Regions from separate parts of the Homo sapiens genome. Here region 2 is linked to region 1. The links are chromatin contacts, found by Hi-C or POLR2A ChIA-PET in ENCODE. All regions are on one chromosome and are shown on one strand. The core of a region is the stretch at or near the end of the contact, and the rest is flanking DNA. Distances in the headings are between cores, read along the strand shown. Region 1 holds the start of LINC02602 (long intergenic non-protein coding RNA 2602). Region 2 overlaps HHAT (hedgehog acyltransferase).

Region 1 (5,759 bases), core at 1,144-3,643:
CACGGCACCTGCCTTCTCAGGTATTGTTAAGATTAGATGCCACAGGTGTAAGAGCAGATAGGATAGTAGGATCTTGATAAAGATTAGCTATTATTTTGGATGCTGTAATTCTTAGGTCTCACCCAACTGAACCGGTAGATATCTTTGATATCTTTCCTTCTTCACTCTTGTCTAGGACAGGGAAAGCCTTTCTTATCTATGGGTCCAGGGCAGTTCGATATCCTTGCTGGTTACTTTGTTATTTCTTCGTAAGTGTAGGGTTACAGCGGGAAAGACCTTGAGAGTTGTCTCTTTTAGCATTGTACATTGGCTAAAGTGGAGGGGAATCTGTCCCCAAAAATGGCAGAGTGGGAATATTCTGACCCTTCTGAGCACGGCTGACAGTGTGAGCCATGGAGAATGATGACATTTTTCAGCAACAGAACTGTCAATGGATGTGTTACAGCTATTTTAGTGCCTTCTCCCCTCCTGGAGAAAAGCCATTTTCAAACCCGTTGCTTGCAATGCATTAAGTGATGAAATACAGATAACAAATTGCGCATTTGTTTGGCTTCATGCTTATTACACCCCCGGTTCTGGAAAGCATTGCACTTAGCCCCTTAATAATCCCTCTCCTGAGATCAATTACTAGGATTTATCTGGTTCCTCGAGCATAAAAGTGTTTTATTGTTTTTACTTTTGCTCCAAGTGAAGTGTGAGTGGGTAGGCCAGGTTAAAATGGACTGTCCCAGACAAGAATATGAAGCTGGGATCATTGGCCCTGCTTTTACTGTCTACCAGGTCCTCATGACCAGGAAAGGGGGGAATATTTGGAAGCCACTTCCCTGGGGAGGCACCAGGTCCAGATGTCCTCATCTCTGGCTATTTGCACGTATATAGAACACAGGTCTGCAGGTGCCTAGGAAGGTGGGTGCTGTTCCACGGGAGAAGCTGGAAAGCAGAACCAAGTTACCATCTCAGACCAAATCGTTTTTCCTCTAGAATTTCACTGTAATCCAAACCAGTTGAACATTTGAGAAGAACTGGGTACCATGAAAAGGGGTAATGGAATTAGCTTTCATGTTTTTCCAGGACTCTAAACCATATTTCCTGTCACAACTGTACATTATTAATACAAGGCATCTGTTAGCGCACAACTGCCTGAAAATGTGCACCCAAAAACCTTACATCTGGTTTCAATAATTTATTTCTGACATTTGTAGTTGGTGGTGGTGGGGAGTGGGGGGAGGATGGGAAAAAGGGGGGAATTAAAGCAAGATGTTGCCTTTAACCCATCAGAAGCTCCTGTTGGAGCCGAAAGCTGGAGTTCTTAACGTGGTTTCTGCATTAGGTAATATATTAATTTAGCAGCAAATAGCAAGACTCCGGGCCTGGTGGGTGTGGGTGCCCGCTCGCTTTTATCCTGCCTTCTCTGGCTGCAGCAATTAGCTTCCTCTTGCGAAGGGGATTAGGAGGACCACCCCCCAGCGGCGGGGGTTGGGGGGCTCTCGCAGAGCTGTCAGGTGTCATTCGGCTTACCCAGCCCCCCCACCACTCCCCGCCCCTGCAATTAACTCCCTCTCCCGCTTTGCCAGCCCCTCACCCGCACAGAGACAAAGAGGCCTGTTCCCGAGGTGTCCGACCTCCTGCCCCCTTGGCGGGCCCCGCCCGGGTTCCTCCAGCAGGAATCGCCCCAGGCGCTGGGAGCCAGAGCTGGCCGGGTCTGACACCCGCCCCAGACTTTCCACGATCAGGTTTCAGCTCGACTAACGAGGGGGAAAGAAAGAACGCGCGACTTCCGCGGGCCGGAGCCGCGCGGGGGCCCGGGGGAAACGCCGGCCTGGTCTGGGTGGGAGGGGACGCGAAGAGGCTCCGGGCTCGGCCAGTGTCTGCCCCGGGACTGGGCCCTGGGACTAGGCGGGGCACAGGTGTCCCAGGAGGGGGCGCCCTGACTTGACGCGAACGGGCCACCTGTCCCTCCCACGCCTGCGCTGCCACCCGCCCTGCTCCGCCATCGCCTCCTCCAAAGCTCCCCGGATCCTCCGAGGCGTCGTCGTCCGAGTTGTTCTGCGGGAGGAACTTCTGCTAAAGCCGGTCCTCGAGTCCCCCCCGCCTCAGGAGGGGCAGCGCCCGGATTGTCTTAAGTACAACACTTGCCAAAAGGGGCTCTTTGGGATTTGGGACTTTTTTTCCTAAGCAACAGACGTACCTTTCCAGACTCACCAACTTAGAAGCACAGGTTTTCTGTTTGTTTCATTATTAGACTTTCAAAGATCATCATGTCCCACAGCCTCCTCCTTTTCCAGATGAGGGGACTGAAAATCAGAAACATTTTGCCTTTTGCTCAAGGTCACACAGCTCAAGTTCACTGGGCGGCTGGGACTAGAGGGTCCGAATATTCTGCAGCTATGATATGAAAAAAATAAGTTTGGCTGGAGGGTGGAGGGCATCCAGGTCTGTCCTGGCCAGCCGGCGGGGAGGCTCAGCCCAGGGTTCAGATTTTCCTGGAGCCAGTCCACCAGCGGTCAGGCCACATGTGAGTAATGAAGAATTGAGTGTTGTGTACTTTAGGCTGGTCTCCCTCTTCCTGGCCCCCTTCCCCGGCCTTAACTTCCTTTTGGAGTCCCTACTGACTTCTGGGTGTCCACCATGGGCCCTGTTGGAAAAATTTCAGCTCCATCCCAGAATAAAAGGAATGAAAACCTGGGGAAAGGAGCCAAGAAGGAAAAGCCACAAATTCGCATCTGGCCGAGGCAGAGGGAGCAGCTCCAAGAGCCTGCAGAAATGCACTGTGACTGCTGTTTGCAGAGGTTCAGCTGCCAGAGGCTCGGATGCCCTCCTGGGTCCTGCTCCTGAGAAATCAGAGCAGGCAAGAGAGAAGACACATGTTCCCCACCAAATTTTTCCTGCCGCCAAGTCCTTCAGGTTTCTGCAGACCATGGGGAAGAACAAGAACTATGGAGTCAGGCAAGAGGTAGCTGGAATTCCAACTCCCCAACCCATTAGATGGGGCCTTGAGTAAGTGACTCAACCTCTCTAAGCCTCAGTTTCTTTGCCTGTTACATGAGGGGAACAACAGGACCATTATGAGGACTTATATAACGTGTACTATATAAAGCACTTAACACAGTTCTTGTACCTAGGGCTACATTGTAACTTTTGTGGGTTTTAGGCATTTTGGCCTTCGCGGCCATGAGCCCTTCATCAAAAACAAAAATTAAAAAATACAAAAATATTTTATGGCTGCATTTGTATAAAGATGAACATAATAATATTATGTAGTAAAGCATTTTTTTTTTTGAAATGGAGTCTTGCTCTGTGGCCCAGGCTGGAGTGCAGTGGCACGATCTTGGCTCACTGAAACCTCTGCCCACTGGGTTCAAGCGATTCTCCTGCCTCAGCCTCCTGAGTAGCTGGGATTACAGGCACCTGCCACCATGCCTGGCTAATTTTTGTATTTTTTGTAGAGACGGGGTTTCACCATGTTGGCCAGGCTGCTCTCGAACTCCTGGCCTCAAGTGATCTACCCACCTTGGCTTCCCATACAGGCTTGAGCCACCGTGCCCAGCCAGTACTAAAGCATTTCTTAATCTAAAAATATTATATATTGTTTTGTTTCTACAAAGAAATTAAAACATTTCCATGGGCCCCCAAAAGCACTGTGGGCCCTCGGCACTGTGCCTAATGGATGTCAGCCCTGCTTGTCTCCCAGCTCAGGATCTGCTTTTAGGGTAGCCCAAACAAAGACACAGGGGCATGTCTATGACGTGTGAGGAGCCACAGCAAAGAGACAACCGAGAGAAGAGTGTAATGAGTGAGGGTGGGGGGAAGGAGGAGAGAAATAGCTTTCATAAACTCAGCGTCCTCCCAATCCTCTTGCAATCACATGGGGTTGCTGTTGTAGCCCTCCCTGCAGGATCTGTCAGGACTGTGCTTCCCGTACGTCAGGTCTGCCCTCTGCACCATCAGCCCTCTATCTCCACTCCCTCTGCTCATACCCAGGCAGGTAGGTAGTGTAAAGCCCACCTTCCTCTATAGGCCCCTCTCAGTAGTTCCTCTTCACAGACGGGCATTTATCCTACCAGGATTCTAGTCCCTCTTGCCAAGGAGAGATCCCAGGCTTTGGGGCAACACTGCCCTAGCCTCCTGAGCCCCACATGTGGAATATCTGGCCATGCCTTCCCACCTACTTTTCTCCTCAGGGCAGGCCCACCTCCGGGGTACTTTTCAACGCAGAGAGCCTCAGAGATTGGACATGAGAGAAAAAGGTGCTCTCCTGCATGATATTAGCTTTTCTTCCATCTGAAGTCACAAGGCTGGGTCATACAGTCAGTCCCTGGGGGCACATAGCTCTTAGGATTCGCTCCTAGCTACCAGGCAACTGGCAGAGACTAAACAGCTTATGTTTCTAAGAGGGAGTGGCTAGTGTTTATCAAAGACTGATGTGTGGGCTCCAGCAGCCTCTCCAGACAGTGGCTGAGGCCTGTCCTGAGCTCTGGGAAAGCAGGAAGTCCCCGGCTGGGCTGGGGCTTGCTGGCTTTGCAGGAGCACTGGCAGGATCTGAGGAAAGCGTTCCTCACAGATGTCTCCTTCAGAGGCTGGTGGATTCCTTAACAGCTAATTAGTGAGAAGTCGCTACCATGATGGGGGCTGACCTAGGCCTTCCTCCACCTCCTCCTTGGGGTTGAGACCCCAGGAGAGACCAGCAATGCTTTACTATGGTCGTATTTCCTCCCCGACGTCAATGCTTTCTTTAGGAATCATCTCTTCAGTTTAAGCCTTTTCTCAGAAACCAGCTTTTCTCTGACAAGTTTGCAGCTCAAAAGGAACTGGCTCCTCTTACTGTTGAAATCGGGCACATCTGGAAGCAGTAAACTTTTCAGCAGGCTGAGGGGGAAGAAAAGATGTCTTGTAGGGGACAGATTCACCTCTGGGACTAATTATTCTTTATATTTCACCCGTCACGTTTACTATCTTTGTCAGAGCAAAGAGACAATAAGTGATCTCATTAAATCCCAGAAAGATGCTTCTCCCCTTCAAGGAGAACCTCTCAACACCCTGTCCTCTGACAAGGGCCATGTCACTGAGGTTGGCACAGGGGCCTGGGAATCAGGGATGGGTGGGGCAGAGGCGCTTCCAAATGCTTTTCTTCATTTGAATATAGTGTCTGTGTTTTCTATTGCTGGAAATACCCTTGTGGGTCTGAAATCAAAGTCTTCTCTGGCCACATTTTCCCCAGACGTAGGCTCCCTTTGGAAAGACAGAAATGAGAGGGGATCGGTCGTGGGGTTAAAAAAAATCATTTTGGGGGAATTCTGAACCAGCTCTTCTTCTCCCTTCTTCCTATCAAAAACTCATCCTGTGGCTGGCTGCGTTGGCTCACACCTGTAATCCCAGCACTTTCGGAGGCTGACGCAAGAGGATTGCTTGTGCTCAGGAGTTCAAGACTAGCCTGGGCAACATGGTGAAACCCTGTCTCTCCAAAAAATACAAAAATTAGCCAGTAGTCTGAACTGGGAGGCTGAAGTGGGAGGATGGCTTGAGCCTAGGAGGTTGAGGCTGCAGTGAGCTGAGATTGTACCACTGCACTCCAGACTGGGTGACAGAGTGAGACCCTGTCTCAAAAACAAACAAATGAAACATCCTGGTAAAAAGACCAGAGAAGACACTGAGTCAGATTCTTCCAGGGCTGGGTGACAGTTGTATGAAACCCCTATTAACCCCAGTGAGTAAGGCACCAAGTTCAAGAGGCTGAAGATGAGACCCAGAGCCAGCAAATG
Region 2 (5,759 bases), core at 1,905-4,404, 50 kb after region 1:
CTACTATTTCATTTTCTTTAAAGCCGTTGTCATTTCAGTGGGCATGTGCTTCTTTCACTTTTATTGCTTGTGGTTTCCAGAGTGCTCATTTGTTCCTGAATTTAGAGCTATTTCAATTTTACTCTTATCTCTGCATAACTGCTGACTTTCCCCTCTTATTTCCAAGGTAAATCGGTTAGGTTTAGTTTGCCTTTTTCAGTAAATCTTTTAAGGAATGTATGTGAGTTAGATATTTCATGTGTATTTTGATTACATTTTATTGATTTAAATTTTTTTATCAGAGAGTGTCTAACGTTATGCATAACGTTTAAAAATTCTATTACATTTAGACCACTTATATTCTAGCTTTCCTAATGGATTGATTTCATTATAGATTTTGGAAAAAATGAGTCCAGTACACTCTGTAAGAATAGTGAGGTGGCTGAGGGAAGGCTCTGGAGTTAGACTTACTGGGTATGAATCTAAGCTTTGCTGCTTACCAGCTGTGTGATTTGGGGCGGGTTTACTTATCCTTTCTGGGCCTTGGTTTCCTCTTGTGTTAAGTGAGGTTATCAGAAGCACCAACCTCAAAGGTTTGTTATGAAGATTAAGTGAGATAATACTTGTAAAGTGCCTTTTCAGCATAGGAAATCTGTAAATAGTACTTGTTATAGTACAGCTATTACTAAAGCATAAGAAAACTCAGTAGAGGGAAATCTTCATTTAGGACATTAAGCAGTGAGTCAGTAGAAGTGACGATGGTGATGCTGGTATGGAGGGATTGTTAGCTTAATGATGAGAGCTGTCTTGTTAAAGTTCTCTGGTGCATGTGAGTATTGGGTTATAGCCCATTTAGTGCTTGATATCAAGATTTAAAAGCAGAAAAAATTTAAAATGGAAGTGTTGGAATCCATTAGTTGCCTGCATCAGAAGTAAAGCTAAAGTATTTTTGAAATGATATTGGAAGTTGCTGGGGGAAAAGCATCTTGCAGCCGTTATGTTTATGTATGTTTCAGGCTTTGGCAAGGTGTGCTGTACTTTTCTTCCAAGATCAAGGAACAGGATTTCTGCCTGTATGACAGTGGGGGTTGGGAATTTTGGTTCTAATTTTTGCTCCATTGCTGGCTTCTCTGTCCGTGGGTAGATCGCTGCTTCTTCCTGAGCAGGATTCTGATTCCTGAAAGGGACCTAAAAACTTAGCCCTCCTGAGAGGATCCGAGTAGATGGCATCTTTGAAAGCAGGTGGAGTGTTAAATTCCAAAGTAAATGCAAATGCAAGTGGCTCCAGTATAGAAAAAGTTCTGTGAGCTGAGAGATTCTTGCCATTTTACAGCTAAGATTTTATTCTGTGGCCCTCTTGAGTTCTATAATTCCCAGATAAATATATTTTTTGAAATATTCAACCTTGGGGTGTTTGTACCCAATTTGGAGGTGGAGAAAGCTCCCTATTCCTCCAGTCTGAATTCCTTCCCTCTGATTCCAGGGAAAACTTTGCTATGATTTCCTTTAACATCTAGTATTAAATGCACGTTCTACCGCTTTGTCCTCACTTGCCTCAAAATTCTCACTCTTTTCAACAACATTTAGCTTCAAGATCCTGTTGTCTTACAGCTTTGGAGTTGCTGTTTTATCTTCTTCATCTTCCTCTTTTTTCCCCCTACCAGCTTCTGGACTATTTTGATGCCAAGGACAACTCAATTTTTCCCCATCTGTGTGGCTTGGTTCCAGCACTCTCTCCACTTTCACTAAGGGCCTAAATCATCAACCTCCCTGCCTCTTGGGTCTACCACAGCATCAAGGGGCTGCTTTGTAGAGCTTCATTCAAATAATTTTATGTACTGGCTTGCAAGCCTGAGGTTTCTGCAGGAAATAAAATTTAAACATGAAATCGTATGTTTTAAGACTCCTTACCACTTGGCTCCTGTTCTCCCTTCCCTGAACCATCCACACTTTATCTTCTTTACAGTTCCGACCAGTATTCCCACACTGGGGAAGTGTTCTTAGACACATCTCACCATCACACATCCCTACAACCCTCCTTCACTATTACATATCAATAGTGCAATCTCATTTGTGTAGATTAATCAGGTAGACTGCTACTTAAACACAGGCTGTGTCCCTATAGATTGGCCGTTTTCTATAGAAATGATGCTGTAAGTGGTGATGACTTTTCTAGGCTATCTCACAGCTACCCACTTAGCTGATAATGTTGGTGCAGGACTGACTGCATGAAAACAGAAAAGAAACATCACTTACACATTTGAGTAAGAACCTCCTTGATTTCAGCCTGATTGCTCTGCCTAAAGAGGGACATGCTTGTTTAGAGTATGAGAAATGGAAACTTGGTAATTTTGTGAGAGAGTTTTTGGGAACCTCTAAGGGCCTGGACATTTTAAAAAGGTTCCAGTTATATTCCCAAATATATAGTTTTCCTTTTCTTTTACATTGTGTCATAAATCCCTTAAGACATATCTACTCTGATTTACTTTCTGGCTGCACAGCTGAAATAAACAGGGAAAACAAAGTAGGGAAATAATTTTCCTAAGATAAGTGGGCGAGTGTTGAAGGCCGAAAGAATGAGGGTCGTGATCAACTCAGTATACCACTGGAGACTATATGAGTAAACAGCAAACTGTTTCTCATGAAAGCAGGTTGTTGGCAAACTGACAAACTGTGTCTGCCTCCCAGAAAGAATGCTGGGGGGCAGTCACCACCCAGGCACAGTGTTTCTTGTGATTAGGCAAATCTGAAGCCTGTTAGCAATAACGTGAACCTGTGATCAATCAAGCAGCTGACCAGTCATTACCTCCTCCTCCCTGCTCTTTCTGCCCAATAAAAACAAAGGGCTGTAGAAGCTCGAGGTTGCTGCCTTTGCTCCCTAGAAGCAGGGAGCTCTCTTCTTCCCCTGGCCCCTTCCTTTAAAATAGTTACTTTTAAGTTTTCATTTCTGCCTTCGTCCTCCTTCCTTCAGTCTCCTAATGACTGTCTCAAGTAGTAACAGTAGTGACTGTCGTAGTGACAGTCTCAAATAGTAACCATTGCAGTCAGCTACAGGCAAGAGTTGAAAAGAGAGTGTGTGAGGAAGAAAGCTCTGTTAAGGAGGATGGGTGAGTGTCTGTGTGGTGGTGGTGTTTCGAGGTGGCATTCGTGTAATGGAGAGGTGAAAATGAAAGTGGAAAGTACTGCCTGTCATTCCCTTGGGAGTAGCAGAGACGTAGGTGGTGAGGAAGAGGCACCGGGCTGAAAGCCTGCGGGTGGTCCCCGGGGATAGTTTGCTTGCTGTCCAGGGTGGCTTTGGATTGGGCGTCAGAAGAGGAATGAGACATTAACGAAATCCCTGGGGATGCCAACTTCCTGAAAGAGGTCCAGATGCACGTAGGATGGGCATACCCCAGGAAGTTCAGCCAGATTTCTTTGATTCAGGGAGAAAATCAGGGTCAGGGCTTAGGTAGGCTCCTGATGAGTGAAATTCACTAACTAGTAACTACTAATGTTTGTTGAGTGCTTATTCACTGCCAGGCCCTGGGCTAAGCATTTTACATTTAACCCCTTCAACAACCCTATAAGAAAACATCTGGGAGGCCGTTATCTACCCGTTTCCTTAACCAATAAATGACACAGCCTGGGACTCTCCCTGCACCAGCCCACCCCTCCTCCCTGAACCCCACAGGTGGGTTTGGTGCCAGAATGTATCACTGTGCTGTCAAGTGGAGACTATTTGGTTCAATTCCTAAATTTTGGGGGTGAGGGGACAGCTAGTTTCCCTGCTTAGTTACCTGGTGTTTTGCCGCTAGTTACTATGTATCTCTGTGTATTTGTCTACAAAACATAGAGCATTGTTGAAACTATGTTATTGTTTCATTGAAACAATGTTATTGTTTCCTTATACCACTGAGTAGAAGAAAATGGAGTTTCTGCTGGGGCCACTGTCTGTGGAGTTTGCACATTCTCGCTATGTCTGCAGGGGTTTTCTCTGGGTACTTGGTTTCCTCCCACATCCCACAGCTGTGCCCATTAGGTGAATTGGTGTGTCTAAATGGTCCCAGTGTGTGAATGTAACTGAGTGTCCTATTAAGTTTTTCTGTGATGGCATCAAATGCCTGTTGATGCTCATCTGTCCAAGGCAGGGGGCTCTGAATCTAGTCCCTTTTAAAGGCCTCATAAAGTGGCTTAGCCATCAACCCCAAATTTGGAATTCAAATTCAACAAAAGCCAGACATTCCTAGAAATCCCTGCAATTGCCTCCCGTTTTGGGGAGCCTTTGGGGCCACTGTTATCTGCTTTCAGTAGGGTCTTTAGGCTCCTTCAGCCTGAAGTCGAGGTTCCAGAGACTAGACCTTGAAATAGTACAGGCACCTGTGAAAATCTCCCCTACCAGGAGATGGCTTTGAGGGTACAGTTAATTTACAACCCAGCTGAGCCCCAGATGTTGCCAGCCCGTTCACAAGATGGAGCAACAATTCAAGACGAGTCATCGGAACAAGTCATGCCGGCATCGGAACAAGTCATGCCGGCCTGCACTGCCTCACCCCATGCCGCAACTTGCTTCCCCTTCTTAAACCTTTGCACTTTGCTTGGAAATTTGAAGTGGTTCCATTAAGGCAAGAGTCTAGACCGTCTTCCCCATGGCTAGCTTTGGTCTGTAATAAAGTCACTTTCTTTCTGCCATACCTCTATCTTGCTAATTTGTTTTGCAAGTGGTGAGCAGCTGAACCTGTGTTTGGTAACGAGTGTGGGGGAGTGAGTATGAGTGGGTTCTGCGCTGGGATGGCATCCTGTCCAGGGCTGGTTCCTGCTTTGCATCCTGAGCTGCTGGAATGGGCTCAGCTACCAGAGACCCTAAATTGGAACAAGTGGGGTGGAAAATGAATGAATGAATACAAATTAATAAAAATTTGTAAAGTCTATGATAATCATACAAATGCATGACAAAAAAAATGTAGTATGAAAGCGCTCAGTGAGCCCACCCTAATTGTAAATGTTTTGAACTGCATGGTGGCAGGAGGTGCTCCTTATAATTTTTGCTTTGCAAACATTTTATTCCTTGGTTTAACCGACCACCATCACAACTGCCATCACTTGCTGATTCACCAAACTTGGGTAAATAATGATCTTACCTGTGCTTATTAATCTTTAAGTGTATGTGTATAGCTCTTGTTTATTTCAGTGTTTACTATTAGAAGTGTTTTGGTCTTTATTTAGATGTATGATGTTTTTGTGACCAGAAATATGCAGTAGGAACTTACTTTTTGCTTATATCAATTAGCCTATTGTAAAATTAGTAGCATTATACATTGTTTTGTTTAAAGTTACAATTTCCAAGACCCTACTGGTGATGTTCAGTAAGGACTCACTGTACAATCCAGCTAAGAGCAGCACTAAGCTGGGTGCAGTGGCTCACGCCTGTAATCCTAGCACTTTGGGAGGCCACGGTGGGCGGATCTCCTGAGCTTAGGAGTTTGAGACCAACCTGGGCAACAACAACAATAAAAAACTAGCCTGGCATTGTGGTGCATGCCTGTAATCCCAGCTACTCAGGAGGCTGAGGCAGGAGAATTGCTTGAGCCTGGGAAGTTGAGGCTGCAGCGAGCTGAGATCATGCCACTGCACTCCTGCTTGGGCAACAGAGCAAGACCCTGTCTCCAGGAAGAAAAAAAAAAAAAAAGCAGCACCAAAATGAAAAATTATTAAACCGAATTTTCTAGTTCCCTGAGGATTAAATCCTTAATGCAGGAGGATTGTCTCAGATAGAATGTCCCTGAAAAGCATCTAATGGCAGG

Evidence for each region. A loop is a pair of places that touch in the nucleus more often than their neighbours do. ChIA-PET counts read pairs that join two places held with the same protein, here RNA polymerase II (POLR2A). Pooled maps may share reads with other maps.
Region 2: a map of ascending aorta shows a loop between it and region 1 (8-fold over the local background). The contact joins the enhancer-like site here to the promoter of LINC02602 in region 1. A Hi-C loop is called at or near these places in 1 of 168 maps with a recorded cell type or tissue (ascending aorta) and 4 of 50 pooled maps. POLR2A ChIA-PET finds 5 or more read pairs at or near these places in 1 of 52 experiments (MCF 10A).

What each region holds. Positions count from the first base shown.
Region 1 is chr1:210,290,756-210,296,514 of GRCh38, forward strand. It overlaps LINC02602 (long intergenic non-protein coding RNA 2602), which reads right to left and starts at 2,394. Exons shown (of 2, transcript NR_183451.1): 1 at 2,189-2,394.
Region 2 is chr1:210,340,442-210,346,200 of GRCh38, forward strand. The region is part of intron 1 of HHAT (hedgehog acyltransferase); the gene reads left to right. Among named protein-coding and RNA genes, the nearest start is that of HHAT, 14 kb to the left of the region's middle. Within about 2 kb of position 3,155, at least 5 of the 41 ENCODE cell types and tissues checked have a DNase peak (open chromatin) inside an H3K27ac peak, as active enhancers do; they include ascending aorta, where a contact is called at or near this core.